Linked DNA regions of Homo sapiens: region 1 is linked to region 2. A link is a loop called in an ENCODE intact Hi-C map of the cell type or tissue named here. Cell type or tissue: heart left ventricle. All regions are shown on one strand. Each heading gives the region's core, and the rest is flanking DNA. Links, peaks and the distances in the headings are about the cores only.

What was found. A loop is a pair of places that touch in the nucleus more often than their neighbours do. Peaks named below come from ENCODE experiments on the same cell type or tissue, not always from the same donor. Only the 100,000 strongest peaks of a DNase experiment are listed, where the experiment ranks them.
Region 1: it touches region 2 in a loop (4-fold over the local background); 3 of 110 quality-filtered maps call a loop at or near these places.

What each region holds. Positions count from the first base shown.
Region 1 is chr11:57,375,055-57,390,445 of GRCh38, forward strand. PRG2 (proteoglycan 2, pro eosinophil major basic protein) reads right to left here. Exons shown (of 6, transcript NM_002728.6): 2 at 14,833-14,902; 3 at 13,956-14,263; 4 at 13,523-13,654; 5 at 12,700-12,811; 6 at 11,726-12,479. The coding sequence starts at 14,890. The coding sequence ends at 12,421. It overlaps PRG3 (proteoglycan 3, pro eosinophil major basic protein 2), which reads right to left and starts at 6,096. Exons shown (of 6, transcript NM_006093.4): 1 at 6,060-6,096; 2 at 5,594-5,727; 3 at 4,440-4,753; 4 at 3,627-3,758; 5 at 2,671-2,782; 6 at 1,715-1,854. The coding sequence starts at 5,654. The coding sequence ends at 1,796. RefSeq lists an enhancer at 4,285-5,484. In heart left ventricle, for the core only: a CTCF peak has its summit at 12,383 (motif pointing right); a DNase peak (open chromatin) is centred at 12,447; H3K27ac peaks cover 577 bases; H3K27me3 peaks cover 572 bases.
Region 2 is chr11:57,436,860-57,452,636 of GRCh38, forward strand. It overlaps the pseudogene RNA5SP341 and the pseudogene RN7SKP259. Among named protein-coding and RNA genes, the nearest start is that of RTN4RL2, 16 kb to the right of the region's middle. In heart left ventricle, for the core only: no CTCF peak of the experiment used is centred there; no DNase peak of the experiment used is centred there; H3K27me3 peaks cover 429 bases.

The DNA of each region.
Region 1 (15,391 bases), core at 7,392-15,391, 58 kb before region 2:
GCTCAGACACACACTGAGACATATACCCACCCACATACATACCAGTCAAAGACACAGAGGAAGACACATATGCATACACAGAGAGATTTGGGAACATAAGGCTGCAAAGCTATGGAGACATATGCATTCACAGGTGTACGCAGACAGACATATCCATAAATACACAGAGATATATAAACATATGCATACTCAACATGCAAATTCATACTGACTCACAGATTTATGCACATTTACATATACAAATTCACACATATACAGGTATACACATGTACACAAACACTGACACATGTACACACCAAGATATATACGCACACATGTACATGTGCACACACAGAAATACTTTTGTATTCTCCCTGGGCCCCATGTGGAAACACACTCCCAAGAAGTCTGTCTCTCCCCACTGCCTCCACCCCCTACAATCCAGGGCTCTCTACCGTCTTGATACCCAGTCTCAGTTCTGAGTTTCCTACTTCATCAACTCTACATCCTTCCTGGAGCCCAGTACCTCATCTGTGACAAAGTTAATAGCAACAACAATAATGTCTCTCAATGTCCCCAGGGTCTGAGAAAGTGGGGGACGGAGAGACACAGAGGCCTGGGGCTGCAGAACTGGGAATGGGAACTACCAGACACCCTGGCTTTGTGCCCAGGGCCCTGCTGGGGAGAAGTCGCTCCCTCCTAAGGATGTGGCCCCTCTACAGAGGTAGGCCAGGAGGAAGGAAGGGGAGGACCACCACCCTCCTGGGAATGGATGGGGAACATGCCTCAGAGGAGGCTGGGGACTCACAGAGGTGGCTGGAAATAAAATTGGGGGCCATTACCAGAAGCCAGAAAGGCATAGGGCCAGAGGAGCAGTCTGCCCCAAGACAAGACTGCTTTCTCCCCACTTCCTCGTGTTGTCCCCTAGGTGGGACCTCAGTGTTCCACACCAACTCTTAAAACAGCTCCATCACCTTTATTTTGGAAAGCCACCCCACCCTGCACCGCATACTGAATCCAAACAAAGCAAGAGGACCAGCAAAGCACCCCACACCAACTGAGCTCCCATCCCCCACTCCCCCAGTCCTTACCCATACTCCCAACCCCTCCCTCCATCACACCCAACCCTACTCCCATCCCCACCACCATCTCCACCACTTCTACTCCCACCCCCCACTCCCCAATCCTTACCCATACTCCCAACCCCTCACCTCTATCACACCCATCCCTACTCCCATCCCCCATCTCCCACCCCTAACCCTAATCCCAACCCCTCACCTGCACCACACCCATCCCTACTTCCATCCCCCCATCTCCCACCCCCACCCCTACTCCTAACCCCTCACGTCCCCACTCCCACCCCTACTCCCATCCCCCCACCTCCCACCCCTACCCCTACTTCCAACCCCTCACCTGCACCACACCATCCCTAAACCCATCCCCCCACCCCTACTCCCATCCCCCCACCTCCCACTCCCACCCCTACTCCCAAACCATCTCCACCACCTCTACTCCCACCACCCACACCCCTGTCCCCATCCTCCCAACCCTACCCCACGCCCGGGGAGGCCTTCCGGCCGCCCCAGGTCCCGCTCTGCCGCCCAGCGCCGCCGCCAGCCCCCACCGGGCCGCCCTACTCGGCCATGGCTCACTTTCCCGAGAGTGAATGCTTCCAGGATTTTTCCGAACTGGAGTAATCCCCAAAGTGAGCAATAAAGAAACGAGAGTCAGGAAATGCTGTGGGAAGTCTGGATTTATGAGCAGGAGAGGTTGGGGGACGGGAGGGAGCTGCTGGCAGGGTCTCCGTGCCGCTGGCTTAGAAGGAGCAGACGAAGGGCAGTTGCTTGTCGCATTGAGCTCGTCGCCAATAACCTCCTAGCAGCACAGAGCACAGTGAAGTCCACCGCCCTGCGGGGTCTGGCCTGGGCTTCACCTCTTTCCCTCCTCAGGGGCCCCCTATGTCCCCATCTATGGCCATCGTCATCTGCCAGCTGTGTGCTTGCCCCACATCCCTACTGGCTCACATTTGCTGAGCTCTTACTGCTAGCTAGGCTGTGTGCTAACTGCATTAGATGGACTTAGGTGGACTATTGCATTTAATCCTTACCATGACTCCAAGAGGTGGGTGCTGTCATCATCCCCATTTCACAGATGAGGAAACGGGGGCTTAGTAGAGATAAACAACGTGCCTGTATCTCAGTTGGCAAGTGGCAGCACTGGGATGTGAACTGCAGCAGTCTTGCTCTAGCACATATGGTCTCAGCCACTATACTAAACTCACATCTGGCACCCATGCTGCTGCCCATGTCTGCTGTTGGAGGTGGGCATCTTGTCTCTCAGCCATCCCTAATTCCCCCATCCTTCCTTTTCTCTCATCCACGCCTTATATCCACTTCCGCTACTCTCATTGGTCATACCTGTTGTTCGAATTTATTGCCCTCATATCAAAGGAGGCAAAGAATTTTCCCACACACACACCATCCAGCCCACCCCCCTGTCTCCAGAACTCCTATCACCTGGTTTTGCTTTGAGGATTCCCTATGTCTCAGCCCTCCTTACACACAGGACTTTTGTTCTTCAGTCAGCGGGAGGGTCTGAGTTTGGGGAGGTGTGTTCAGGCAGCTCAAAGGGGTAGTATTAAGAATCCACTTTACTATCCCTTCTCCCTGCCCTGGTGCCCTTCCCCCTCACCTTTGGTGCATAGGGCCACACAGGAGCCTTGCCCATTCCCAGGTTGCCCTGGGGACCAGTAAGCAAAATTCCAGTGGCTCCCATCAGTCCAGCAAAACCGCTTCCACAGGAACTAGAGAAGTGACAGGCTAGGTCAGAGGGCAGAAGTTCAGATCCAGGACCTCATGGAATACCCCCTGTTGACTTCTCTCACTGCCTACCTGGCCAGGAGCCAGACACCCTAGAGAGCCATTCCTAAGAGTTTCCAGGCAATGACAGGAAGAGCAACCATCTCTCTCAGCCATCACACAGAGCAGGCTTCTCAAACTTTACTGTGCGTACGTTATCTCCTGGGGATCTTGTTAAAATGGAGGTTCTGATTCAAGAGGTCTGTGGTGGGGTCCAAGATTCTGCAGTTCTAACAAGCTCCCAGGGGATGGTGGTACTGCTGATCTATGGACCATACTGCTGATCTATGGACCGTACCAAATATAATGCCACTTATTCACCCACAATTCCAGAACCACCCTGAGAGAAGAAGGTCCCCATTTCAGGGATTGAAAAAAAACAGAGGCTCCAAGAAACCTATTTAACTAGCTTTCTAAGTGACTAAGCTGGGCCTGGACTCTGTCTCATGACTCCAGTGGTATGCTGGTAAATGTTTATACCAGCTCTTGGGGTGGGTGGGAGGATGGGGAGTAGAAAGGAGCCCTGATGTGTAGCAATTGCCTATTTCCTTTGTGTAAATACTCCCACCATGGCTGATGTCAAGCTGCAAGCATGTAGTCACTGAGCATGGAGTTGGTAAGAGATGTGCACCATCAGTTCTCCTGAGCCAGTACAAGCCATCTCCAGCACATCATTGCCTGCCACATTAAGGAAACCTTAGCTGCTGGCCTGAGGCTTGGCACCATCAGATGCTACTTTAACACATTCAGAAAGAACTTACTGCACCCAAGATTTGGCCCCTGACTTACCCAGCCCCTGAGGTTGCCTCCAATCCAGACCTGGGCTTGGTTGACTGTGCTAGTGCAGCACTGAATGCGATAGTTGAAGTTGAAGTCATGGATAGAGACAAGGTTGCCTCCGTAGCATCTGCTGCAGACATTCTGCAGACGGAAACAAAGTAGAGAATTCCCTCTCATTTATTTCAAGTTTCTGAGTCTCCAGGCAAGAGCCCGGCATCCCTTTTCAGGTTAAAAATAAACCTACTTGCCTCCCTTAATCCTATCTTTTGCTTCTTAATTAGCTGTCAGGACAATCCTACAGGAAATGATAATACTCATAATAATTATAACCACCGCTTATTGAGAGTTTATTACAGCCCAGTGACTATTCCAAACACTTTTCATGTATTATCTCATTTAATGCTCACCACAACTCTAAGAAGTTGGTGCTATATATCTTCGTTTTACAAATGAAGGTGCTAAAGCTTTGAAAGGCAAAGCAACTTGCCCAGGTAACACAGCTAATAAAAGGCAGAACCAGAATTTAACACAGGCGTTTCTAACACCAAAGCCTTTTGTTTAAATCGGTGGTTCTCCCCAGACCAACAATATCATCATCACCTGGGGATTTGTTGTAAATGCAAATTCTCAGGCTTCACCTCAGCCCTCCTAAATCAGAAGTCGTGCAGGTGAGGCCCAGAAAGCTGTGTTTTAACAACAACTCCAGGTGATTCTGATGCATGCGAGGCTTTGAGAACCACTAGCCTAAATGAATAGGGAACAGAAGACTGAATGTACTCTCTTTTCCCCCAGGTCCTCCGCAGTAGCCTCCCTACTACTTACCTGAGCTTCTGCAAAAGTTTTAGGAGTCCGCACCAATAGGTAGCGGCAGATCTTGCACCTTGGACTTCCCTGCACTTCAACAATGTCTTCTTCCCTGGGGCACTGGAAGTCCTTGTCTAAGGCAGCTGGGTCCGACTCCATGGCTTCCTCATCCTCAAAGTTGTCTTGACAGGCAGAAGCCTTGACCTCCTCTCCCTCTGCCTGAATCACCTCCTCCGTCAGAGCCAAGTCTCTCTCCTGCTCCTTTGAACTATCCAGATCCTGGCCTAGGTCTGCCTGTGTCTCTAGGCTCTCCAGATGGGGGGCATCATTCTCTGGGAAGAAGAGGTAACCTGCCATCAGGTCAAGAGCTTCCTAGTTCCAGCACCGTGGACAGCTCCAGCAACGTCGCTCGAGCTTTCCTAGGAATTCCACCTGAAGACAAGACTGGAGGATTTCCTTGGTGTTAGGTAAGGAGAGATCTCTCGGGTCACACCCACAAATGGACAAGAACCTGACTTCTGGCCGACACCACGAGTGTGTGTTTTGAAGGTGGGAGAAAGCACGTGTGAGAAGCCTGGGGCAGTCACCAGCCCTTCATCTTAACAGGTGGGTGGTTTTTCCTTCTGAAAGTTCAGGTTACAGTTTGCCGGGTGCGGTGGCTCACGCCTGTAATCCCAGCACTTTGGGAGGCCGGGGCGGGCGAATCACAAGGTTAGGAGTTTGAGACCAGCCTGGCAAATATGGTGAAACCCCATCTCTACTAAAAATACAAAGATTAGCCAGGCGTGGTGGCATGTGCCTGTAGTCCCAGCTACTCAGGAGGCTGAGGCAGAAGAATTGCTTGAACCCGGGAGGCGGAGTTTGTGGTGAGCCGAGATCGCGCCACTGCACTCCAGCCTGGGCAACAGAGCGAGACTCCGTCTCAAAACAAAACAAAAAACAAACAAAAAAAAAAACAAAAACAACAACAACAAAAAAAAATCAAACAAAAAAGAGAAAGTTCCAGGTTACAGTTCTGAGTCCAAGTGATATCTTACCGGAGATGAGCTGTATCAGCTAAAGAGGGAAGGCTGTGGTCCTGGCCTCATGAGTGCAAATAAAAGCGGGGGGAGGGGAGTGTAGGAAAAAGGAAAAAAGGGAAAGACGCATGAGGAGGGAAGGGAGAGACTTACCCAGATGAAGAGCAGAAACTGTTCCCAGCAGGAGAAAGGGCAGGAGCAAGAGGCATTGCATATCTACTGTCTTTTAGCGAGGACACTACTCCACCGTCCTTCTTGGGGCTGTCTTTGTGTGTCTAGTATAGCCCCTGGCACATAGTATAGAGGGAATATTTGTTTAATTGTTTGATTAAAGAGCAAACAAGATTGCTTTCTCCTCTTGCCATGAACAGACCCTGAGCTGGAGAGTCTAGAAAAGGAATGGTGGGAGGGATAACTCAGGTACCAAATTTCATTTGTCTTCCAGTCTCCGTTGCTGCTCTCCAGTATCACCCTTAGCCCAGACTCCTGCCCCTGCGGGGACAGGTCTGCTTAGCTATGATGTTCCTAAGGACAGGCCTCCTACGTGTTTGCCCTATGAGGTGCTGCTTCTTCCCAGGGCCTACACTGGTCCTGCCTGGGCAGCCAGAAAAGAACTCACCTTCCAAGAGTCTGAGACCTCCACTCTCAGTGCCTCTGGCTTCAGGGGCCAGAAGCAGCCTTTATACTGGGTTTTTGGGGAAGTGGGAAGAGGCCAGAATGATTGCTCCAGGACAGAGTGGGGGACAAAGGAGCTGATAATGAAGTTTGCTCAGTCTTCTCAACCCTGTGCCCTGCTCTCTGCTGGGACTGCAGGGACCTGCCTCCTGGGGCCTACTGCCTTGTTTGGGTACCCCACACCCTGGTTTGCTTCAGAAGGCCCTAGATGTTATGTCCATTGTCCAGGCATAATTATTATTTATGCCCCCTAAAATGCCCCAGTCTGAACAACACGCCTTAACTCCAGGAGTAGCCTCCTGCTGGTGGAATCCCAGAGAGTGAAGTGGAGATCCCAGGGAGCTGGTGGGAGACAATGGGGGGAAGAAACAAGAGGGGAAAGGGAGGTTCAGTGCTCCCAAGCTCTCACCCATCCTAGGGGCATAGTGTGCAACACACCCCTCACCCTCATCTCCGCATCATCTCCACCAGGTACCACCCCTACTTCACAGAGGCAAAATGTGAGATTCAGAGAAAGAGAGAAGGCAACTTGCCAAGGTTCCATGGGAAGTGGAAGAACTGGAATTTCTAAGTCTTTTTGACTCCAAAACCTTCTCTCTTTCTTTCCTCTCTCTCTTTTTTCTCTCCCTTCCTCTTTCTCATCTTTTTTTTTTTTCTTTTTGAGACGGAGTCTTGCTCTGTCGCCCAGGCTGGAGTGCAATGGCAAGATTTTGGCTCACTGCAAGCTCCACCTCCCGGGTTCAAGCGCTTCTCCTGCCTCAGCCTCCCAAGTAGCTGGCTAATTTTTTGTATTTTTAGTAGAGATGGGGTTTCACTATGCTGGCCAGGCTGGTCTTGAACTCCTGACCTCGTGATCCACCCACTTCGGCCTCCCAAAATGCTGGGATTACAGGCATGAGCCACTGTGCCTGTCCTCATCTTTTTTTTTTTTAAGAGACAAAATCTTGCTCTGTCACCCAGGCTGGAGTGCAGTGCTGCGATGATAGTTCACTGTAACCCTGAATTCCTGGGCTCAAGTAATCCTCCTGCCACAGCCTCCTGAGTCACAGGGATTACAGGCACAAGCTTTCTCATCTTTAATGTGTGAAAAATCTACATCCTTTCTTCTGTGCTGTGGATCTAGATCAAGGTTCCTCAACTTTGTGCTATTAATATGTGAGGTCAAATAACTCTTTATTGTGGAGGGGCTGTCCTGGGCGTTGTAGAAAGTTTAATGGTCCCTCTGGTCTCTACTCACCAGATGTCAGTAGCCCCTCTCCCCACCCCCGCAGATGATCAAAAATGTCTCCACATGTTTCCAAATGTCCTCTGGGGAGAAAAATGGCCCCAGTTGAGGATCTCTGATCTAGGATATGCCACCTTGCCCAACCTCAAGGCATAGCTTCAGGGCTGGCAAACAGGCAGCATGAAAAGCTCCATACAGAGTCTCTCCAGCACTCTGTAGATCATCCTCTCCAACCAACACTCCCCTCCTCACCTCCCATCTCCCACCAGTCTTCTGTCACCCCAGGGTCTGGACTAGAATCAGGCAGGGGAGGCTCTCAACTCAGACACACTAAGAAATTAAGGGGACACTAAGAAATTTACTATTCAAGATAAATAACATTTTAATGCAACATTTCTTAAAAATTGAAATTAATGCAAAACAAAACATCAAAATTTTAACTGACCAAGCTCTAGACAAAATTTGCTGCACTTTAAAGAGAGGCCAGCATGTCTCAAGCCTTGAATTTGCCAGATGTCTCTGCCAAGAGCTAGTGGACTTGTCAGGGTGAACTCAGAGGCATCCTTGTGGGATGCTTCTCAGAACTATGCCTGGCACATGAGTGGAGGGTGACCCTTGTCAATTAAAATGTGCAGATTGGTAGGACCGGGCACGGTGGCTCATGCCTGTAATTCCAGCACTTTGGGAGGCATGTGCGGGTGGATCACCTGAGGTCAGGTATTTGAGACCAGCCTGCCCAACACAGTGAAACCCTGTCTCTACTAAAAATACAAAAATTAGCCGGGCGTGGTGGTGGGCACCTGTAATCCCAGCTACTCAGGAGACTGAGGTGGAAGAATAACTTGAACCCGGGAGGCAGATGCTGCTGTGAGCAGAGATCACGCCACGGCACTCCAGCCTGGGCGACGGAGCGAGACTCTGTCTCAAAAAAAAAAAAAAAAAAAAGTACAGATTTATTCCCCATATTCCACCCCAGCCCTCCATGGCTCAGGGAGCAGGGACAGGCAGCCCAGAGGGTGAGAAGACCTAAATTCCTTCCTCTTCTCTGCTCTTCCAAAAGACCCACAAATGGAGAAGTAACTGAGAGGCCATTTCTGAGTCTGATTGCAGAGTAACGGCCTTGATCACTATCTCCGTAGCCCAACGGACCAAACCCTCCACTTATCTACTTGACTGTAGGAGGACTGGCCAGGTCCAGGACCTAAAAACCTGGTCACTGGATTTCAAGCTTGAGACCTCCCTAGTGGTGGAGGGTGGAGGCATAGACCCCCATTTGCCATTATTCTTCCTCATTCATTGGCCCAAGCCAGGGGTACCATTTCACTTCGTGGCTGGGATGACCAATAAGGTTGGCTACTCTCAGGAACCAATACTACCATGAGCCTCACACTCATTCATTGTTTCTTTTTCTTTTCTTTTTTCTTTTTTTTTTTTTTTTTTTTTGAGACAGAATCTTGCTCCGTCACCTAGGCTGGAGTGCAATGGCATGATCTCGGCTCACTACAACCTCCGCCTCCCAGGTTCAAGCAATTCTCCGGCCTCAGCCTCCCGAGTAGCTGGGATTAGAGGCACCTGCAATCATGCCCAGATAATTTTTTTATTTTTGTAGAGACGGGGTTTCACTATATTGGCCAGGCTGGTCTTGAACTCCTGACCTCAGGTGATCTACCCACCTTGGCCTCCCAAAGTGCTGGGACTACAGGTGGGAGCCACCATGCCCGGCCTTGTTGTTTCATTTTACAGATGGAGAAATGACATCTCAGAGACTTTAAACAAGTTGCCCAAGGTCACAAGCAAGTAGAGACAGGCCTGAACCATAGGCTCCCAGCTCCTTATCCACCGGATAGCTGTGTTTCTCTAGCCTCCTCTCATCAACCTCCCTCCTGAACAGACCATTCCCTCTTTCAAGTCGATCCTGTTTTCACTGTATATAAACCCTGGGCAAAGATATTCCAATGACCTCAGTGACCTTTTCTGTCTGATTTAAAACAAGAAAAAACATTTTTGAAGGTCTTCCATGGACCAGACACTATGCTTCATTAAGGTTTTTACATCTGTTACTTAACAACAGCTTAATCCTTAAAAGTCATCCTACAAATTGGGTATTGCCATCTCTAGTCTATATAGGTACTACAAAAGCTCAGAGAAGTCAAATGACTTATCCAAGTTTGCACAACTAGTAACAAATGATACATCAGATCCTAGTCTGTCTGACTCCCAAATCTTTGCTTTCTTTGACACACCCAGATGTGTTACCCCCAGATGATCTAGCCAATGATGAAAACATTGCTTTCAGCATCCATGGAACCCCAAGCCTCTGGCTTAATGTTTGCATTTGTGTTCACAGGGGTTTCAAACTCCGCCTCTTGTTCCAAGATTCAGTCCATCCCCTCATTATGCAGACGGTAGGCCTTGCCATCTTGAGAGGCAGTGTAGGGTGATGTATAATGAAATCACAAGTTCCAGGGTCAGCCCCTCTCTGCCTCAGCTTTCTCATCTGTAAACTAAGGCTAATGACAAGACTTACCTCTAATGAGATCAGCTTAAGCAAAGCTCTCAGAACTATGCCTGGCACATGAGTTGAGTGAGGGTGGCCCTTGTCTATGAAAAAGCAATGAGTGCACTGTTGATTGAGCCCCTACTCTGTGCTCTGCACAGTGTAAGGAACTCCAAGGATTCAATGATAAAGAACCATAGATAAACAGTTTCACAGAGCTTAGTTAGTATCTTACTGGAGAGGAAAATTCACACACAAACCCATATTTTGGAATATTAGCCCAGTCCCCTTATTTCATGATTTTTACTTTTTAAGAAAAAGAAAAAATCTCTTTCTTTCTTTTGAGACGGAGTTTCGCTCTTGTTGCCCAGGCTGGAGTGCAATGGCACGATCTCGGCTCACTGCAACCTTCGCCTCCCAGGTTCAAGCGATTCTCCAGCCTCAACCTCCTGAGTAGCTGGGATTACAGGCATGTGCCACCACACCCGGCTAATTTTTTTGTATTTTTAGTAGAGACGGGGTTTCTCCATGTTGGTCAGGCAGGTCTCAAACTCCCGACCTCAGGTGATCCGCCTGTCTCGGCCTCCCAAAGTGCTGGGATTACAGACATGAGCCACCGTGCCCGGCCAAGAAAAATTTTTCAATGGATGTACAATGTGCTCCTATAAAGCACACTATAGAGTGGACTGCTCAGGGAAACTTCACAGTGAATGCACCAATGTAAACATGCCTAGGTCGAGATACAGGATGGGACTAGGAGCCCTGCAGCTTCCTTCGTGCCCCTTCTTGATATTACTCCCCCAAAGAAGATCTCTGTGGACTGGAAGTCAAACTTCTGTCAAAGTACACACCCACAGCGGCAGAGATTTATGAGGAACAAGACAAAGTTCACCTAACATTTAGCACAGTACCTGACACCTAGTAAATGCTTAATAAATGGGAAATATTATTACCCTTTGTTGTTAATATTGAAATAAGGGAAGCAATGCCTTTCCACACCAGAATATAAAGTCCAAGAGGGCAAGGAGTGAAAGTTCCACCTCAGCTGCATCCTCACAGCACTCACCACAGGGATGAACCCATAGTCCACCATCTTTGAAATCAACAGATTCTTGTGGAACAATAGTTGAAATGAACCTGAGTTTGATTTCTCTCTCTTTCTCAACTTACTATGTGACCTTAGAGAAGTAGCATCCCTTCTCTATACCACACTCCAAAAAAATAGAGTTCTTGTTTCACCCCTCTCTGAGCCCCTAATCCCATATGAAGATCTATGAATTGGAGGAATGCTGGAGAAAAAAATGGCTTTAGAACATTGAATTATTTTCTTCTGCTGACCTCCCTAGTACAGAAGGGGTTGAGAATGCCTTCCTCCCTCCCCTCTGATTAAAGCTCCCTCACCTCCAGCTGGGCTGGTGTCCTGTGTCCCAAGATGAACCCAAGAGTGAGACAGTCTGGCTTTCCTCCCCCCGTGCTTCATCCCCGTGTGACCATAAGGGGAGAGTAGCCAGCTGTAAAAGCACAAGGGTTAAAGTAACATGCTTTGGAGCAGAGTTGAATTTCAATATGAGTTGCATTTAGAGGTTCAGTCTTGGGCAAGTCTTTTGACAGATCCTAACTTCTCTGAGCCTGGTTCTGTAAAATAGGGCTCATAATTATTGATCACATGAGGTCATCTAGGCAAGGTGCCTGCCACAGCAGGGGGTATGTTGTGGGTGCTCAATAAGCGATAACAACTAGTAGATGTTTTTGTGCCTATGTTACAAATAACCATATATCCCAAGTGCCAGAGGACTATGTCTTGTATTCCCAGGCCTCATTCAGAGTCTGACGCATGGCAAGCTGTCTTATATCAGGTTTCCCCAGAAGGAGATCCTGAGAGAGGGAGTTGCGTACAAGTGTTTATTTGGGAGTTGCAGAGAGTAGGAAGGAGCAGAGAATGCAGTTGAGGAAGGGAAGGCAGCCCATAAAAATGCATGGAATAAGGCCAACTACCACAGCAGGCCACTGGGAAATGGTGCCCAATACATGTTAGATTTATTCCACTTGAGGGGCCGGGGATTGCGGTACTTATACATTCATTCCTGAATGTTGTGGACTGTTCCCAGGGACATGTTAACTTCCTTACATATAAAACCAACCACAGTTCTGGGGTTGGAGAGAGAGAGAGAAAAGGCCTTTGGTTACAGAGATGCAAACTGGGCCATTGGGAGTCTACCTACAACCTTGAAAGGTCCTGGCAGCACTATGCAGGTGCCCAGTAATCAGGTGTTCTATGAAGAGAACTAGCTGAGCCCATTCCTCCATCTCCAAAAGGCTCCATAGACCCAACTCCACCCTCCATCCTCCTCCTCAAGGAGTAGTAGCTTCTGACACTTCTATGAAAGTTGTGGTGTGGGGAGAGATGATAAGGAAGAAGTTTCAATGAGGGCTAAGCAGAGTGGATCCGCGATCAGAGGAGAAAATAAATCCATTTCAGTAAAACCCATTTTATTGCAGGGAGGTGGAGGGAGGGATGGCAAGCAGAGGAGGGGAGGCAGCTGCCCAGGAGAGGGCAGCTCTGAACTGCTGGCTGGGACCAGCTCAGTAGGAACAGATGAAAGGAAGTCTTCTGAGGCAGTGGGCTCGACGCCAGTGGCCTCCTGTGAAGGCAGAACAGAAAGGGACTTTCAGCCTCTTGTCCATCCCAACTCAACCCACAGGAGGGCCTCTTTTCCCACCCACACACTGCTGTGGAGTCAGAGTATATAAAAGACCCAGGAAGCCTCTCCCACAAAGGGTCAGGCTCTTTGTAGCATCTCCTCCTTGGGGCACTTCCCATCTCCCAGACCTTTCCATCGTTCATCCCCAGCCCCACCTCACCTCGGGTACACAGGGCCACGCAGTGACCACCGCGGGACCAGGGCTGGTGAGCAGCCCAGTATGCAAAGTTCCAGCGGCTGCCGTCAACCCACTGAAAGCGTCTGCAGCGACCCTGGAGAAAGCAAGAGGGGAAGAAGGGATGGGGCAGAGGGAAGGCAGAGAAGCAGACCTGGCCCCGTATCTGCCAGCTCTTTCTGCTGCCCACCGGGCAATGGGCCCTTCCCTGCTGGACCATGATGGGAACTGTCCTAGTCATCTGAAATGCTGATCCACGGCAATTATCACCATCAGATTCTATGCATCCCAGTGACAGGCTTGTCCTTCCAGCCCTAACAAAAGGTAGAACAAGGGTTGCCAACTCATCCTAGAGATGAGGAAACAAACTCATGGTCTTGTTTTAATTTTTTTTTTATTTTATTTATTTATTTATTTATTTTTGAGGCGGAGTTTCGCTCTTGTTGCCCAGGCTGGAGTGCAATGGCTCCATCTCGGCTCACCGCAACCTCTGTCTCCCAGGTTCCAGTGACTCTCCTGCCTCAGCCTCCCAAGTAGCTAGGATTACAGACATGCACCACCATGCCCAGCTAACTTAAGTTACATAGATAGTGAGAGATGGAAAGGAACTTGGACCCAAACCTCCTGATTCTAAATCCTTAGCTCTTCCCTGAATGCCCAGGCAGCCCCCTCAGTGTTGTCTGTGGGTGTCCATCTATCCCTGGTTCTTCTGGAGATTATACAGGAGAAAAACAGACAAATCTGATGCAAGCTGAGTGCTGGCTGAGATCAGCAGGTGCACCCCATTTAGTGTTCACACTTCTCTTACCGAGCCTGTGATCCTGCCTCCAATCCAGACTTGACCCTGGTTGAGCGCGCTGACAGAACACTGGATTCGATAATTAATATTGAAGTTGTGGATGGAAACCAGGTTGCCCCTGTAGCACCTCCGGCAAGTAAACTACAGGGCAGGATAAAAGACAAAGAATGGAGCATCCTTCCTACATGAATTCACATGGGTCTTGAGTCCCCACAATTCATTCCCTCCCTCCCCTGCCACAACCATTTGAAGGTTGGAGACCAAAATGCAACTTCTGTTTGTAGGTGGCCCTCCCCTCTTACCCCAACACCTCTCTGAGGCTCAGGTTCTACTGACACCCCCAGGGCCCTCAATGGGAAAAAGAGCCAGTGATAGCAATGCTGGGGGCATATCCCACACCCGTTCCATGCTCCCACCTCAGCCTCAGCCATAGGCCACTCACCCAAGCTTGACTAAACGTCTGAAGACTTCTCACCAGGAGGTAGCGGCAGGTCTGGCACCCAGGGATGCCCACCACTTTTACTGTGTCCTCTTCCTCAGGACACGTAAGGTTTTTGTCCACCATATCTGGCACTGAGATAGACTCAACAGCCCCATCTTTCTTGGAGGCATCTTCACTTCCAGAGCCCCACTCCTCCTCTTCCTCCAGCTCCCTGCAAGGGGTCTCCTCCATCTCCTGCTCTGGTGTCTCCTCATCCTCAGGCAGCGTCTTAGCACCCAAAGGGGTCTCAAAGGTGGAAGTCTCAGACCCTGGCAGGGAGGATAGCTAAGTGTCCTTCCTTCACATCTCCCCTTGTTCCTCCCCAGAACCACAGACAGCTCACACCTTGCCCTGGGCATCAGAGTGCTCAACTCTGCCTGGGAAGGGGAACCTGGAACCCAGTCTCTATGAGGGGAACCCAAGCTGCCTGACAAGGTCAAGGTGGTTAAGAGCATGGACTTAGAGTCGGGCAGTCATGGGCTTGGGTACTGGTTCCATCATCCACCAGCTGTATTTCTGTGAAATGGGTATACAATACCACCTACTTCATGGCGATGCTAAGAGAGTTAAAGGAGAGAAGGCACTCAGTAAGCTCAAAGTAAGCATAATGGAGAAAGGACAAAATTGGGAATGTCACAGTAGAACCAAGACCACAGACATAACAGACGCCTTGAGAAATCCTTTCAACTCCTGGCCATAGAGTCCCCATCCCTTTAAGCACACAGAAATTCAGAAATAGAAGACGATCAAAGAAGGGGGTGGGTGTGTAACTCTGACCCCATCTACCATAGAAAGGGAAAAAACAGAGAAAGAAAGACTGAAGGCAAAAAACACTTACTTAGATGAAGAGCAGAAACTGCCCCAAATAGAAGAGCCAGAAGTAAGGGGAGTTTCATCTTGGCTTTATCCTGCAACGGAGAACACAGTTTGTCATTGACACACACAGACACACATGCACACACATCACAATCACACCATTAGGGGACCGTGGGAGTGAGGTGGAGAAAAAGAAGGCCTGAATAGAAATCAGGATGGGCCAGAAAAGCTCATGCCAAGCCCAGCTCCTGATGCTCCAGGATCCAGGACGCAAGGACCTCTTTCTAAACAGAACGCAGCAAACCCTGAGGGGTGGCTGAGGCTGGCTTTCCTTCAGGCCCGGAAGTAAAGAAGGGACTATTACGCTTATTTGTTTGTACTTAATGGGTCCCTCAGAGTCTATGACATAAAAAAGGCGGGAGAAGCAATGATTATTGGCTTTCCTAGGAACACATAGGACTTAGAAGGTATGTCCCCTCCTCAGAGTTCAAGAAGCCACCCACACCCTCCTCCATGTCTCCACCATCTCCTTTCCCCAGCCAAGGAGCACTTTCACATCCCGCAGAAGGAATGTGCAAGGC
Region 2 (15,777 bases), core at 3,437-11,436:
AGCTCTACCCACAGAGATAACTGATGGTCCGGGTGCAGTTCAGGGGTGACTATTGGGAGAGCTCTGAACTGTGCCTTCTTTCTTCCCAAGTTTGCTCCCCATTCTGTATGGTCAGTCATTCTTGAATTCACCCTAAAACCAAATTTTTCAAGGATGGAGAACAGCCAACTTTAATCTTACTTCTCTGGGATTTGAAAAAGCAAATTCCTGTTCATAAAGGTACCCACAGTGTGGGACGTCATCAAACAGAGCTTCTTCCTAATAACGGCGGCGGTGTTGTAAGGTGTGTTAACAATCTCAGAACTTGAACCGCTCTTGGTTTTAAGATGCCAAGTAGCTTAATGGTTTCCTATCACTAGGAATTGGAGCATCTCTGTTTTCATAATACTTCCCCACATCCCAAACACCACTCACTTGCCCTCTCCTAGTGTGAACAGAACCCAGCCCAGGCCTGGAACTGCTGTCTCCATTTTGAGAGGCTGAATCTTGTAAGGACTGGGGGTCCTGACTCCCTAAGTGGAACAGTGTCCTCCCTGGGGGAAAACTTATGAAGATCATAAGAGTCCTAGACACAAACGGCCCAAGCTTCCACAAAATGCACATTATCCCCTTTCCTCTCATTTAAAACACAGATGTGGCCGAGCGCAGTGGCTCACACCTATAATACCAGCACTTTGGGAGGCCGAGGCTAGCAGATCACTTGAGGTCAGGATTTCAAGACAAGCCTGGCCAACACTGTGAAACCCTGTCTCTACTAAAATTGCAAAAATCAGCTGGGTGTGGTGGTGTACACCTGTAATCCCAGCTACTCGGGAGGCTGAGGCAGGAGAATCACTTGAACCCAGGAGGCGGAGATTGCAGTGAACTGAGACCGCGCCACTGCACTCCAGCCTGGGCGACAGAGCAAGACTCTGCCAAAAAAAAAAAAAATTAAATTCAAAATAAAATAAAAGAAAACACAGATGTGCCTATGGAGGAAAGGGCACTAATATGAACTCAAGACCCTGCTGGCTCCTCCCTATACCCCTCCCGGAGCCTCAGTTTCCATTCTTCATAGCTGAACATGGGCTGTGGGATGCTGATTCCTGTTGGAAAGAAAGGGAAGGGACAGAATAATCACTCCTATTTACACGGCTCTCTAGAGTTTGCAAAGCAAAGCACTTCCACATCCCCTCCCTGAGCCCCCCCCAACTCCATTGCCACCCCCACGCTCCAGCCCCCGCAAGCCTGAAGTCATGTAGGAAGCGTCCTTTAGGCTGGGCTTGGCCTTGCTTTTCGTTTGGTTTCGGAGTCCCCGGTGAGAAGCAGATACCTCCAAGGAGTAACTAGTCAGGTATCATCCCACACCTGGTAAGTATTTGGGATCAGGGGAAGTGATACCTAAGAGGCAGCACAGAGAAATTAAGTGATTAGGCACACGCCTAGCGCCAGAGCAGGTGAGTGGCGCAGGGATGGGGAGTGATACCCAGACTCCATGTTGCAGTCAGAGGCCCAAGGCTTTTGGAAGAGCAGACCCAGGTTAATTATGTGCAATCTCATAGTGCCATTAGTTGACAAGTCAGAGACAGAGCCTTTCTTTCTTCTACCAAAGCCAGGCAGCTAGGGCAGCCAGAACACCTGGGCTGCAGCAAGAAGGAAGCCTTCCTGTATGCTCCACCCTCAACCGTGGAGCAGCTGGACAGGCCTCCCTACACTGCAGCTTGGGCTGGTTGTGGCTGGACTTGTCTAACCCTCTAACTTGTGCACCTCAAAGTCAGGGCTCCTCAATATTTTCTCTACCCCTGACAGGGTCCACCATTAAGCCATATTAAGGGACAAAGGAGAGACCTGAAGTCAAATCTGAAAATTTCAGATAAAGCAAGCCACCCAACAAAGAGGTCCAAAGTACATGATGGGATTGGAGAAATGCTGACAAGCGAAACTCGGAGAAGCCAAGCTGGCAGATTGATCTGGAAAGGTCAACAGGAACGAACGGCTATAATGAGGCTCAGTCTGTACATCACCAAGCCAATGGATTGGGTCCAGCGAGGATGCAAGATGTATTGAGTGTGGTGTGCCTCTTCTGCACACACCTGCGGCTCCCTGGGATTCGGGATGGGGAGGGACTGAGAGCTGTGACAAACCAGGTCAGGCCACAGACTCTGGATTTAGGACAATCAAAAAGTACACATACCTGGGGGAAGTGTCCAGGGAGGCTGGAAACTGACCCTGAGGCAAGACTGGAGGTGTCTAGGCCCACTGCTGCGGGCACTGGCTTGACAGTGCTTTTGAGAAAAACACAAAGTCTACACTGTTTGTCGTTTGTTTTTGTTTTTGTTTTGAGAGGTAGTCTGGCTCTGTTGCCAAGAGGCCAGAGTGCAGTGGCCCAATTTCAGCTCGCTGCAACCTCCGCCTCCTGGGTTCATGTGATTCTCCTGCCTCAGCCTCCCGAATAGCTGGGATTACAGGCATGCACCACCACGCCTGGCTAATTTTTGTATTTTGTAGAGACGAGGTTTCACCATGTTGGCCAGGCTAGTCTCAAACTCATGACCTCAAGTGATCCGCCACCTTGGCCTCCCAAAGTGCTGGGATTACAGGCGTGAGCCACCACACTCGTCCCACACTGTTTTTTGTCCTGGCCCTGACTCACTTGTCCTGATTTCTCAAGAGAGGGACTTTCAGAAAATGAAAAAAAAGAGAACTTTACTAAAGATCTTCAGTATTGGTCAGAAGAGAACCCATCCTCTCTCAGCAAGGATGGGAGACGGCGAAGAGATACGCTTCATGGGAGAGGGACAGCAGAGCATCAGCAGGAAGGGGAGCGACAATGTCCCCAAGACCACAGACACCTGTCAGGTGTGTTTGGGAGGGCCTGGCCCCCACCAAGTCTACAGAGTTGAGGCTTGCTGGTCGAAGTCATGATCTTTGTCCAAGCCTTGGATGGTCACCCTTTCTCCATAAACCTCCGTCCCACACTGAAACACTCCCTGTGTGTCTTTGAACAAGTCCTTCCTCCTCTGAGCCCCATCTCAACCAAAAAAGAGAAATGAACTTGCACTGAGCTCCCTCCCAGGGCTCCATGAACATCTCATGAGATTCGAACCCCTAGCTCTGGGCTATCACAGCCCCATCCTTTATGCATTCCATCGTCATCGTAGGATGTAAGCCCGAGAGCCCTGGCACTAAATGAGAGCTACTCACTGAGAACAGCTTGGTGCTGAGACCCTGGGGCATGCAGAGGGCCAGGAAGTGGCCAAGGCAGGGCAGAGCCACTTGTTTTCCCTGAGATGGTCTGCCTGGGCCCTAGCATTTCCATGACTGTCGTATCAATGCTGAGATCCCAGAGGTCCTGGGAGGAGCCATTGTTCTCCCTTTACTAAAGTGACCTGAAACCTTGGACAGGCTGCCAGTGCTCCCTGGCCTTTTAATTTTTTTTTAATTGTTATTATTATTATTTTTTTTTTGAGATGGAGTCTCGCTGTCTCCCAGGCTGGAGTGCAGTGGTGCGATCTCAGCTCACTGCACCCTCTGCCCCCCGGGTTCAAGACATTCTCATGCCTCAGCCTCCCGAGTAGCTGGAATTACAGATGTGAGCCACCATGCCCAGTTAATTTTTGTATCGGGTTTCACCATATTGGCCAGGCTGGTCTCAAACTCCCAATCACAGGTGATCCACCCACCTCAGCCTCCAAAAGTGCTGGGATTACAGGAGTGAGCCACCGCACACAGCCTATTCATTCAGTTTTGAGACAGGATCTCGCTTTGTCTCCTAGGTTGGAGTACAGTGGCACAATCATGGCGCACTGCAGCGTCCACCTCCTAGGCTCAAGCAATCCTTACCCCAGCCTCTTGAGTAGCTGAGACTGCAGATGCATACCACCACACCCAGCTAATTTTTAAAAGCTTTTTACAGGGATGGAGTCTTGCTATGTTGCTCAGGCTGGTCTCAAACTCCTGAGCTCTACCGATTTTCCCCCATCAGCCTCTCAAAGCCCTGGGATTACAAGTGTGAGCCACCACACCCAGCCTTCCTCAGCCTTTCTGCTCCTCACTGCCCTGTAGCAGAGTCCACTGGGTCCTCAGTGCCCAGCTGAGCTTGTGCAGGAAGCCCCAGCTCTGGGTCTTACTGCCTCACCCCTAACCAACTCCTACCATACTTCAGGGCATGGCTCAAATGTCACTTCCCAAAGGACATTGTTCCTGATCACCAGACTGGCACAAGTACTCTCCCGTGGCCCATACTTCTTCATCATAGAATTTATCCCTGCTTATAATTACATGTTTGTGTTTGGCTTACTTGATTTCTGAGCTTTCCCCCCATCATGCACGTACATAAACACACACATACACATAGACACTGTTAAAACAAATGAAAACCGAGGTCAGGCCTGCAGATCCCTTAAGCAAACAAAACTAGTCAGGCTTCATAAGTGACCTAAACCTTGCTTAACTTGAAAACATAAGTGGCCTGGGCCTATCTTCCACTTCCACACTAGAAGGTTTTCAGGCTCACACCTGTAATCCCAGCCCTTTGGGAGGCCAAAGCAGGAGAATTGATTGAGCCCAGGAGTTTGAGACAAACCTGAGCAACATAGAAAGACCCCCCCTCTACAAAAAATAAAAGATAAAAAATAATTAGCTGAGCATGGTGGCTCACACCTGTAGTCTCAGTTACTGGGAAGGCTGAGGCAGGAGGGTCCCTTGAGCCCAGGAGTTGGAGGCTGCAGTGAGCTATGGTTGTGCCATTGCACTCCAGCCTTGATGACAGAGTGAGAATCTGTCTCTTAAAAAAAAAAAAATTAAACAACCAAAAAAACGTAATGGCTGGGCATGGTGGCTCATGCCTGTAATCCCAGCATGTTGGGAGGCCAAGGCGGGCAGATCACCTGAGGTCAGGAGTTCGAGACCAGCCTAGCCAACATGGCAAAACCCCATCTCTTAATAAAAATACAAAAAAATTAGCCAGGCGTGGTGGTGCGTGCCTGTAGTCCTAACTACTCAGGAGGCTAAGGCCGGAGAATCGATTGAACCGGGGAGGTAGATGTCGCAGTGTGCCGAGATTGCGCCACTGCACTCCAGCCTGGGTGACAAAGCAAGACCCTGTATCAAAAGAAAAAAAAATTTGAGCTATTTCTTGTAAATGTTTATACATGTGTTGCTTAACAACAGGAATGCACTCAGAGAAATGTGTCATTAGGTGATTTTATCTTTATGCAAACATGATAGAGTGTACAAACTAGACAGTATAGACGACTACACACGTAGGCAACATGGTATAGCCTAGGCTACAAACCCATACATAGTACTGTACTGATTACTGTAGGCAGTTGTAACACAATGGTAAGCATTTGTGTAGCTAATCATAGAAAAGGTGCAGTAAAAATATAGTATAAAATATTAAAAAATGGTTCACCTATATAGGGCACTTATCATGCATGCAGCTTGCAGGACTGGCAGTTGCTCTGGGTGAGTGAGTGAGTGAGTAGTAAGTGAATGTGAAGGTCTAGGACATTGCTGTACACTACTGGAGGCTTTATAAACACTGTATACTGGCTGGGCATGGTGGCTCATGCCTGCAATCCCAGCACTTTGGGAGGCCGAGGTGGGTGGATCACCTGAGGTCAGGAATTCTAGACCAGCCTGGCCAACATGGTTCTCTTTAGTTGAGAACCCTGTCTCTACTAAAAATACAAAAATTAGCCGAGTGTGGTGGTGCATGCCTGTAATCCCAGCTACTCAGGAGGCTGAGGCAGGAGAATCTCTTGAACCTGGGAGGTGGAGGTTGCATTTAGCCCAGATTGCACCATTGCACTCCAGCCTGGGTCAAAGAGCAAAATTCCATTTCAAAAAAAAAATGCAAAGAAACTAGCCATGCATGGTGGCGGGTGCCTATAATCCCAGCTACTTGGGAGGCTGAGGCAGGAGAATCGCTTGAACCCAGGAGACAGAGCTTGCCGTGAGCCAAGATCATGCCATTGCACTCCAGCCTGGGCAACAAGAGTGAAACTCCATTTCAAAAAAATAAAAAATAAATAAAATAAAAACAATGTACACTTAGACTACACTAAGTTTATACAAAGATATTTTTCTTTGTTCGATAAAAAAATTAACCCTAGCTTACTTAGCTTTTTTACTTTATAAACTTTTAAATTTTTAAAAACTTTTGACTGTTTTGTAATAACACTTGGCTTGAAATACAAACATTGAACAGCTACACAAAAATATTTTCTTTCTTTATATCCTTATTCTTTAAGATTTTTTTTTCTTTTGAGACAGGGTTTCACTCTGTCACCCAAGCTGGAGTGCAGTGGCACAATCACTGCTCACTGCAGCCTCAACCACCTGGGGTCAAGTGATCCTCCCACCTCAGCCCCTCGATTAGCTGGAACTATAGCCGCATGCCACCACACCCGGCTAATTTTTGTATTTTTTGTAGAGATGGGGTTTCACCATGTTGCCCAGGCTGGTCTTGAACTCCTGAGCTCAAGCAATCCACCCACCTTGGCCTCCCCGAATGGTGGGATTACAGGTGTGAGCCATTGTTCCTGGGCAGCTTTTTTCTATTTAAAAATTTTTGTATTTTATTTTAACTTTTTAAACTTTCTTGTTAAAAGCAAAGACACAAACACACACATTAGCCTAGGCCTACACTGGGTCCTATCATCAATATCACTGTCTTCCACTTCCACACTAGAAGGTTTTCAGGGACAATAATATGCACGGAGCTGTCATCTCCTATGATAACAATGTCTTCTGGAATATCTGTTGAAGGACCTGCCCGAGGCTGTTTGACAGTTAGCTTTTTTTTATAAGTATAAGGCGTACACTCTAAAATAATTATAAATAGGCCATGCGTGGTGGCTCACGCCTGTAATCCCAGCACTTTGGGAAGCCGAGGCGGGGTGATCACTTGAGGTCAGTAGTTCAAGACCAGCCTGGCCAACATGGTGAAACCCCATCTCTACTAAAAATACAAAACATATTAGCAGGGTGTCATGGTGCACACCTGTAATCCCAGCTACTCAGGAGACTGAGGCAGGAGAATCACTTGAACCCAGGAAGCGGAGGTTGCGGTGAGCCAAGATCGCGCCACTGCACTCCAGCCTGGGTGACAGAATGAGACTCTGTCTCAAAAATAAAATAAAGATAAATAATATAGTAAATATATAAACCAGTAATATAGTTATGTATTATCATTATCAGATATTATGTACTATATATAACTGTATGTGCTATTCTTTTATATCACTGGCAGTGCAGTAGGTGTGTTTACACCAGCATTGCCACAAACATATAACTAATGCATTGCGCTACAACATCAGGACCACTACACCATAGACAATAGGAATGTTTCAGCTCCATTATAATCTTATGGGACTACCACTGTATATGTGGTCTGTCCTTGACCAAAATGTCATTATGGGGCACTTAACTGTATTAAAGGAAAACAAAACTTAAGCTTAACCAATCAGAAACAGCCAACAAACTTAAAATTATAGAACTAGGAACTTTCAAATGGAATAGACCAAATAAGGCAACTGTATAACTGTAACCAATCAAATAACGTTTCGAGCCAGGGTCTCACTCTGTTGACCAGGCTGGAGTGCAGTGGCAAAATCACAGCTCACTGCAGCCTTGACCTTCTGCAAGTCAAGTGATCCTCCCACCTTGGCCTCCCAAAGTTTTATTAGTTGTGAGTCATTGTGCCCAGCCCAAATAATTTCTTTATCATGCTTCCACATTTCCGTCGTAAATACTGGTCTCTGACGCTTTGTCATCTGAGCGGTCTCACCACTGCTCTATCCTGTCCTTATGCATCACCCCATACCAGCTCCCTTACTCTCATAACTGCCTTATGAACTATGTGTTATCCCCGTTCTAGAAATAAGGAAATAAAGTCCTAGAGAGGTGAAAGAACTTGGGCTCAGTGAAGCCATTGAAATACGTCATGACTGAAAAACTACCTCTGAAACTACCCCAATTCGTGGATTGCTTAAAAAAGAAAACTTAAACTCTATAAAATTTTATTGTGCCTCAGATTTTTCTCTAACAACATGCACACTCCCTCATAACAATATGAGGGCAGGGACCTTTAGTCACTTATTCAGCAACTGTGGGTGGAGTGACTGTTGTATGCCAGGGACTAAGCCAGGGGCTGCAGACACCACACTAAATAAAAAGGCAAAAATTTCTATTCTCATGGAGTTTACATTCTAGTAGAGGAAGACAGACAATACACAGTAAGCCTAGTAAATAAATAACTTATGTAGTATGTTAGGAGGTCTTGAGTGCTATGGGGAAGAAAAAGTAGAGCTGAGTGGGCCAGGTGGAGGAGTAGAGTATGGAGGTCAGGGAGGCCTCATTGAAAAGGGAAACTGGCTGGGCGCCGTGGCTCACGCCTGTAATCCCAGCACTGTGGGAGGCCGAAGCGGGCGGATCACAAGGTCAGGAGTTCAAGACCAGCCTGGCCAATATGGTGAAACCCAGTCTCTACTAAAAACACAAAAATTAGCCGGGCATGGTGGCAGGCGCCTGTAGTCCCAGCTACTCGGGAGGCTGAGGCAGGAGAATCGCTTGAACCCAGGAGGCAGAGGTTGCAGTGAGCTGAGATCGCACCACTGCACTCCAGCCTGGGTAACAGAGTGAGACTCTGTCTCAAAAAAAAAAAAAGAAAGAAAGAAAGAAAAGAAAAAAAACGAAAGAGAAAAGAAAAGGGGAATTATGAGCAAAACCTTTAAGAAACCAAGGACTTGGCAGAGATCTGCCTGGTCCCTGCTAGATCTCCAGCCCCTGGCCCCGTGCTCAGCACCCAGTAGTTGTTTCATAAATTATTAAACAGATGAGCCAGGAGCAGTGGCTCATGCCTACAATCCCAGCATTTTGGGAGGCAAAGGCAGGCATATTGCTTGAGTTCAGGAATTCCAGACTAGCATGGGCATCATGACGAAACCCCATCTCTACAAAAAATGCAAAAATTAACTGAGCGTGGTGGCATGCACCTTTAGTTCTAGCTACTTGGGAGGCTGAGGTAGGAGGATCACTTGAGCATGGGAGGGTCACTTGAGCCTGGGAGGTTGAGGCTGCCATGAGCCATGATCAAACCACTGCACTCCAGTCTGGGTGACAGAGTGAGACTGTCTTAAAATAAAATTTAAAAAAAATCAAAAACCAGATGAATAGGTAGATAAATGGATGGACAGTCTTTCTTTTTCTACATTTGATGTCCAACCAAGACACTGTGACCTGGACCTAGGGATATGGGATAGACATTGTGTTTTGTATCTCCCAAAATGTCTCTTTCCTACTTCCCACTGTTCAGAATAATGTAGCTTGGAGTTTGATCTCATCTGCAGAGCTGCCCTGATGAGCCCAAGACAATCATGACAGTATCACACTCCTTGCCCAAGACTGGCTCAGGAACCCTGACTTAAGACAATCAGTGTATATTACCTTCCTGGTGACAGTCATTGGCTTCAGGTGGGTGGACCTAAGCAATCCCAGACAGAAAGGAAACTCTTTCATTCCATGACTGGGGAAGGGCCACTTTCTACTTCTGAAGATGAACAGGGAGGCAGGCAGCGTCTGCTGGCCCAGCAGCCAACTTGTAATCAAGACAAGAACAATCTGGCTTAGGATGAAGCTGGCCCTGCAGACAGAGGTGCCGAGACAGAAAGAACCTGGGTCTTTGATGACATCGTTAAGCCCTGGATCAACCAACCTTGGAGTCCCCTACCTCTGGGCTTGCTGCTGCCTGAGATGGATAATATAATAGATCTTCTTACTGTTTAAGCCAGTTAGAGCTGGGTTTTCTTTCTTTTTTTTTTTTTCGTTTGAGATGGAGTCTCGCTCTGTTGCCCAGGCTGGAGTGCAGTGGTGCGATCTCGGCTCACTGCAAACTCCACCTCCCGGTTTCAAGTGATTCTCGTGCCTCAGCCTCCTGAGTAGCTCAGATTACAGGCACACACCACCACGCCCAGCTAATTTTGTATTTTTAGTAGAGGTGGGGTTTCACCACGTTGGTCAGGCTGGTCTTGAACTCCTGACCTCGTGATCCACCTGCCTCAGCCTCCCAAAGTGCTGGGATTATAGGCATGACCCACCGCGCCCGGCCAGGGCTGGGTTTTCTATAACTTGCACTCTCCAAATATTGTAACTGATGAGGGACATTCCTTCCACTCCCACTGTGTGCTGATTTGATAAGTGTCACCCTCGCAGGTCAACTTTTCGCTTTTTGAGTGGTCTCACCATTGCTCTATCCTGTCCTTATGCACCACCCGGTACCAGCTCCCTTAATCTCACAACCACCTTAGAAAATATGTGTTATCCCTCTTCTAGAAACAAGGAAATAAAGTCCTAGAGAGGCGAGGGAACTTGGGCTCAGTGAAGCCACTGAAATATATCTTGACTGAAAAACTATCTCTGAAACCATCACCAACTACTGGTCAGAGAAAGGAGAAGATAACATCTTCTACTGAAAAAAGAAAAAGAGAGGGAGTACCTAGGTCCCAAAGGTGTGTGGAAGCGGCATTCAGACCTTGACATCTTAAGCTCTCCCACCTGGGTCCACTGATGCTGAGCCTGGATGTATTAGGCTGTTCTTGCATCGCTGTAGAGAAATACCTGAGACTGGGTAATTTATCAAGAAAATAAGCCTCCTGGCTGGGCACGGTGTCTCACGCCTGTAATCCCAGTACTTTGGGAGGCTGAGGTGGGTGGATCACCTGAGGTTGGGAGTTCTAGACCAGCCTGGCCAACATGGCGAAACCCTGTCTCTACTAAAAATACAAAAATTAGCCAGGTGTGGTGCGGGCGCCTGTAATCCCAGCTACTCGGGAGGCTGAGGCAGGAGAAATGCTTGAACCTGGGAGGCAGAGGTTGCAGTAAGCCGAGATTGTACCACTGCACTCCAGCCTGGGCAACAGAGCCAGACTCCATCTCAAAAAAAAAAAGAAGAAAGAGAGAGAGACAGAGAGAGAGTCAGAGAGAGAAGAAGAAGAAAAAGAAGGAGGAGGAGGAGAAGAAAGAAGAAAGAAAAAAGAAAGAAAGAAGGAAAAGAAAAGACAAGAAGGAAGGGAAAGAGAGAAAGAGAAAGGAAGAAACAAAGAGAAAGAAAGGAAGAAAAGAAAGGAAGGAAGGGAAAGAAAGAAAGAGAAAAGAAAGAAAGAAGGAAAAGAAAAGAAGGAAGGGAAAGAGAGAGAGAAAGAGAAAGAAAGAAGAAAAAGAAGGAAGGGAAAGAGAGAAAGAGAGAAAGAAAGAAAGAGAAAGAAAGAGAAAAAGAAAGAGAAAGAAAGAAGGAAAGAAAGAAAGAAAGAAAGAAAGAAAGAAAGAAAGAAAGAAAGAAAGAAAGAAGGAAAGAAAGAAAGAAAGAAAAAGCAAGCAAGCAAGCAAGCAAGCCTCCTACCCATTAACGGAGTGCCTAGCGGGGCTGATGTGGTCATGTCGGTGAGAGGCAACACTGGGAGAAGTTAGAATTCTCCATGATCTCTGTTACTCATATTCCCAAACCTCTCAAATTAGCCTGAGGCTCATGGTTCTGCAGGCTATACAGAAAGCATGGCGCCAGCATCTGCTCAGCTTCTGGGAGGCCTCAGGAAGTTTTACTCATGGCAGAAGGTGAAGCAGGAGTAGGCGTGTCACATGGCCAGAGCCGAAGCAGAAGAGCAAAAGAGAGTTGGTGGACAGAGGTGCCACACACCCTTTTTTTTTTTTTTTTTTGAGACGGAGTTTGGCTCTTGTTGCCCAAGCTGGAGTGCAGTGGTGCGATATCTCAGCTCACTGCAACCTCCGCCTCCCGGGTTCAAGCGATTCTTCTGCCTCCACCTCCCAAGTAGCTGGGATTTCAGGCATGCGCCACCACGTCCGGCTAATTTTTGTATTTTTGGTAGAGACAGGGTTTTGCCATGTTGGCCAAGCTGGTCTCAAACTCCCGACCTCAGGTGATCCACCCGCCTCGGCCTCCCAAAGTGCTGGGATTACAGGCATGAGCCACCATGCCAGGCCCCACACACCTTTTAAACAACCAGATTTCATCCATCGGGAAGTGCCTGTGGGGCTGGTGTGGACATGTGGGTGAAGGTGGCACTGGGAGAAGTTAGGATTCTCCATGACCTCTGTTACTCATATTCCCACACTCCTCAAATTAGCCTGAGTCTCGAGGACAGTCTGATGGCTGGGCAAACCCTGCGGCAAACCATTCCCCAGCCCTGCCCTCTCAACCAGAGTCCTTCCGATACATGATTCTGGGCAGCTGTTGTTACCCGTGTCCTCCATGTTCTTCCAGAGATATCCATGCATGCATTGGCATATGTGTATAATTATTATATCTATATTTCATCCCACAAGCTTTTGACATCAATAGTAGCATATTATTAAATTGTTCTGTACATTATTTTATTAACTTGGTATCTCTGGTACTGCTCAATATAAGAACATATAGACCTGGCCAGGCACAGTGGCTCACATCTGTAATCCCAGCATTTTGGGAGGCTGAGATGGGTGGATCACTTGAGGTCAGGAGTTCGAAACCAGCCTGGCCATCATGGTGAAACCCCCATTTCTACTAAAAATACAAAAATTAGCCAGGTGTGGTGGCAGGCGCCTGTAATCCCAGCTACTTGGGAGGCTGAGGCAGGAGAATTGCTTGAACCTGGGAGGCAGATGTTGCAGTAAGCCGAGATCACGCCACTGCACTCCAGGGTAGGCAACAAAGCGAGACTCTGTCTCAATAAAAAAAAAAAAGGAATGTATAGACCTTCTTTATTCTTTTTGATGGCTGTAGGTGGATGTTCTAAAATTTGTGTAACCAATCTCCTATTGATAATATTTAAGTTATGTCTTCAGCATCATATGAAACTTACAAACAAGGTTGCATTGACTATCCATCTGTAAATGTCTTTTTGAACATTTCTAGAATAATTGCAGGATAAACTCCTAAAATGAGAATTTCTGGGTCAAAGAGGATATGCATTTTACATTTAATAGATATTTGTCAAATTGTCTTCCAAAGTGGTCGTACCAATTAACACCCCGACCTGTAATGAATGAGAGTGCCTTTTTTCCCCACACCCTGGAGAGATGAAAAATTTATGGGCCCACTTTGGAGTGCATGGTGGAGGAAGCTGTTGGCCGTTATATAACCCTCGTCATTAATAAGCCTGGGGGTGGGGGGGGAGAAAGAGAGGTTAGTTAGTGGGTGCAAACATACAATTAGATAGAAGTAATAAGTTCTAATGTTCGATAGCAGAGGAGGGTGACTATAGTTAACAACAATGTATTGTATATTTCAAAATAGCTAGAATGGAGGACTTAAAATATTCCAACACATAGAAATAATAAATGCTTGTCTGCGGCCATGCCACCCTGAATGTGCCAGATCTTGTTTGTTCTTGGAAGCTAAGCAGGGTTGAACCTGGTTAGTATTTGGATGGGAGAAATGATAAATGCTTGAGGTGATAGATATCCTAAATACCCTGTCGAACATTATACATTCTATATATGTAACAAAATATCACACGTATCCCATAAATATGTACAAATATAATGTATCAGTAAAGAGAGGGCTGGGCACGGTGGCTCACATCTGTAATCCCAGCAATTTGGCAGGCCAGGGTGGGAGGATAGCTTGAGGCCAGGAGTTCAAGATCAGCCTGGGCAACATAGCGAGACTCTGTCTCCACAAAAAATAAAAATAAAAACGAATTAGCCAGGCGTGGTGATGCATGCTTATAGTCCCAGCTACTTGGGAGGCTGATGCAGGAGGATTGCTTGAGCCCAGGAGTTTGAGGCTGCAGTGAGCCTACGACTGCACCACTGCACTCTCCAGCCTAGGCAACAGAGGAAGACCATGTTTCTAAAAGAAATAAATTAAATAAAATAAATAAAAATAAAAAGACTGAAAAGCAGAGTGGTAAGAGAAAGGACTTTGGGGCTCAACAGTACTAGCCTTGAACCCTGGCTGTTACTTACCCATCGTGTGATAAGCAAATGCCTTAACCCCTGTGTGCCTCACTTTCTTAACATATAAAATAGAAGTAAAAATCATACCCACTTCAAGGGTCATTATAAAAAGCCAATAGAGATAATGTATATAAAGCTTCTGGAATAATGCCTGGCACACAGTAGGAGTTTAATAACTGGAAATTCATTGTTGTAGTGGGCAGCCTTCTGAATCTGTGTCCTCTTTGTCCACTAATGGCTTTGATCTGGATTTGGCTCAGGCAAGACCTGGGGAAGGGCAGAGACTGAGGGCAACTGGAGGTATAGGGTGGTCTGAGCTTCCCCAGCAGAGTGAGGCTGGGAAAGGTCTGGGAGACAGACCAGGCAGGTGCTGATAAGACCGGAATGGGAGGCTGGAGCATAAGGCAGTTCAGTTTTTCCCAAAGGGGGGTGTACAAAACGATCTCGTATGACTCCTTTATACTGTTAATGTTTTCATTTTATCGCGCACTGAAAAACAAAACCAACATATTTAATGAATGATTCCAAGGGGATTCTTGCTTTTACAAAAAATGCTAAAGTAGGCATTCACATGTTTAAAAATTGAGTTGATTTAAATTTTAAAATTACTAAGTCATAGTACATAATGTGTGAGCCACAGCTATCCCCAAAATCATGATAGCGATACATTAATGACTGAAGTTCTTTAAACATCAACATACAATGCCAATTCCAGAATTCAGCTCAAATTCTGCAATTACACAGGCTGGGGTTGAAACCCAGCTTTTTTGCTAACTGTGTAAAATTAGGCAGGAGGGCTAACCTCGCTGAATCTCAGATGTCTAGTCTGTAAATTGAAGATAATGTTTGTTTTTATCTCACAGAGTTGTTGTGAAGATTCAATAAAATCACAACATGTGAGGATGATCTGGCTGTGACACCTGTCACCCCACTGATCTCCAGAGTTGATTCGGCTGATCAGGCTGGCTGGGCAGGTGTCCCCTTTCTCCCTCACCACTCCGCATGCATTCCTCCCGAAACTGCACACTTGGTCAAAGAGGAAGACCTTTCCTGATAGAGGAGGACCATTCTTCAGTCAAGGGTATATGAGCACCTGTTCTGTCCTGCCAGAATCTCCGAAGGAGCTCTCAGTAAAATCACAAGATTTTATTGTGCATGGTAGCATGAGCCTGTAATCCCAGCTACTCAGGAGGCCGAGCTAGGAGGACTGCTTGAGCCCAGGAGTTTGAGACCAGCCTGCGCAACATAGTGAGACCCTGTCTCAAAAAAAAGAAAGAAAGAAAGAAAAGAATAATAATAGTAATAAATCACCTGTGCAACGTGCTCACTTCTCTCTTTGGAATGTAGTAAGTGTACCTAATAAATGTGATCATTGTAATCATCACAGTGAGCACAGGCTAAAGCATCTTGACTTTATTCTATAAGCAATAAAAGAGGATTTGTTTTTACAGAACTCATTATGTTGTGAAAATAATTTTCCAACATTAACAAAGAACATTCTTCAAGTAAAAGGAAAACCACCCATCATTCTCCCAACCTTCAATAATTTTCAATTTTGCATATTCTCCAGACTTTGTCAACATGAATACTTACTTTACATGGTCGCAATCAGTGTTCATGCAAATTCTTTTATCCTGACTTTTATAAACAAATATGATGTTATAAACCGGTCTCCATGTTTCTGCATATTCTTTATAATTATCATTTTGTGGCTGCATAATATTGCATTGACTATGTTAACTGCAGTTTTCTTAACCATTTCACTGTCTGGGGAAATGGAGGATAATGCCAGGGTCATGCCTGGAGCTTTTTTTTGTCTATTGCATTATATTCTTAAGA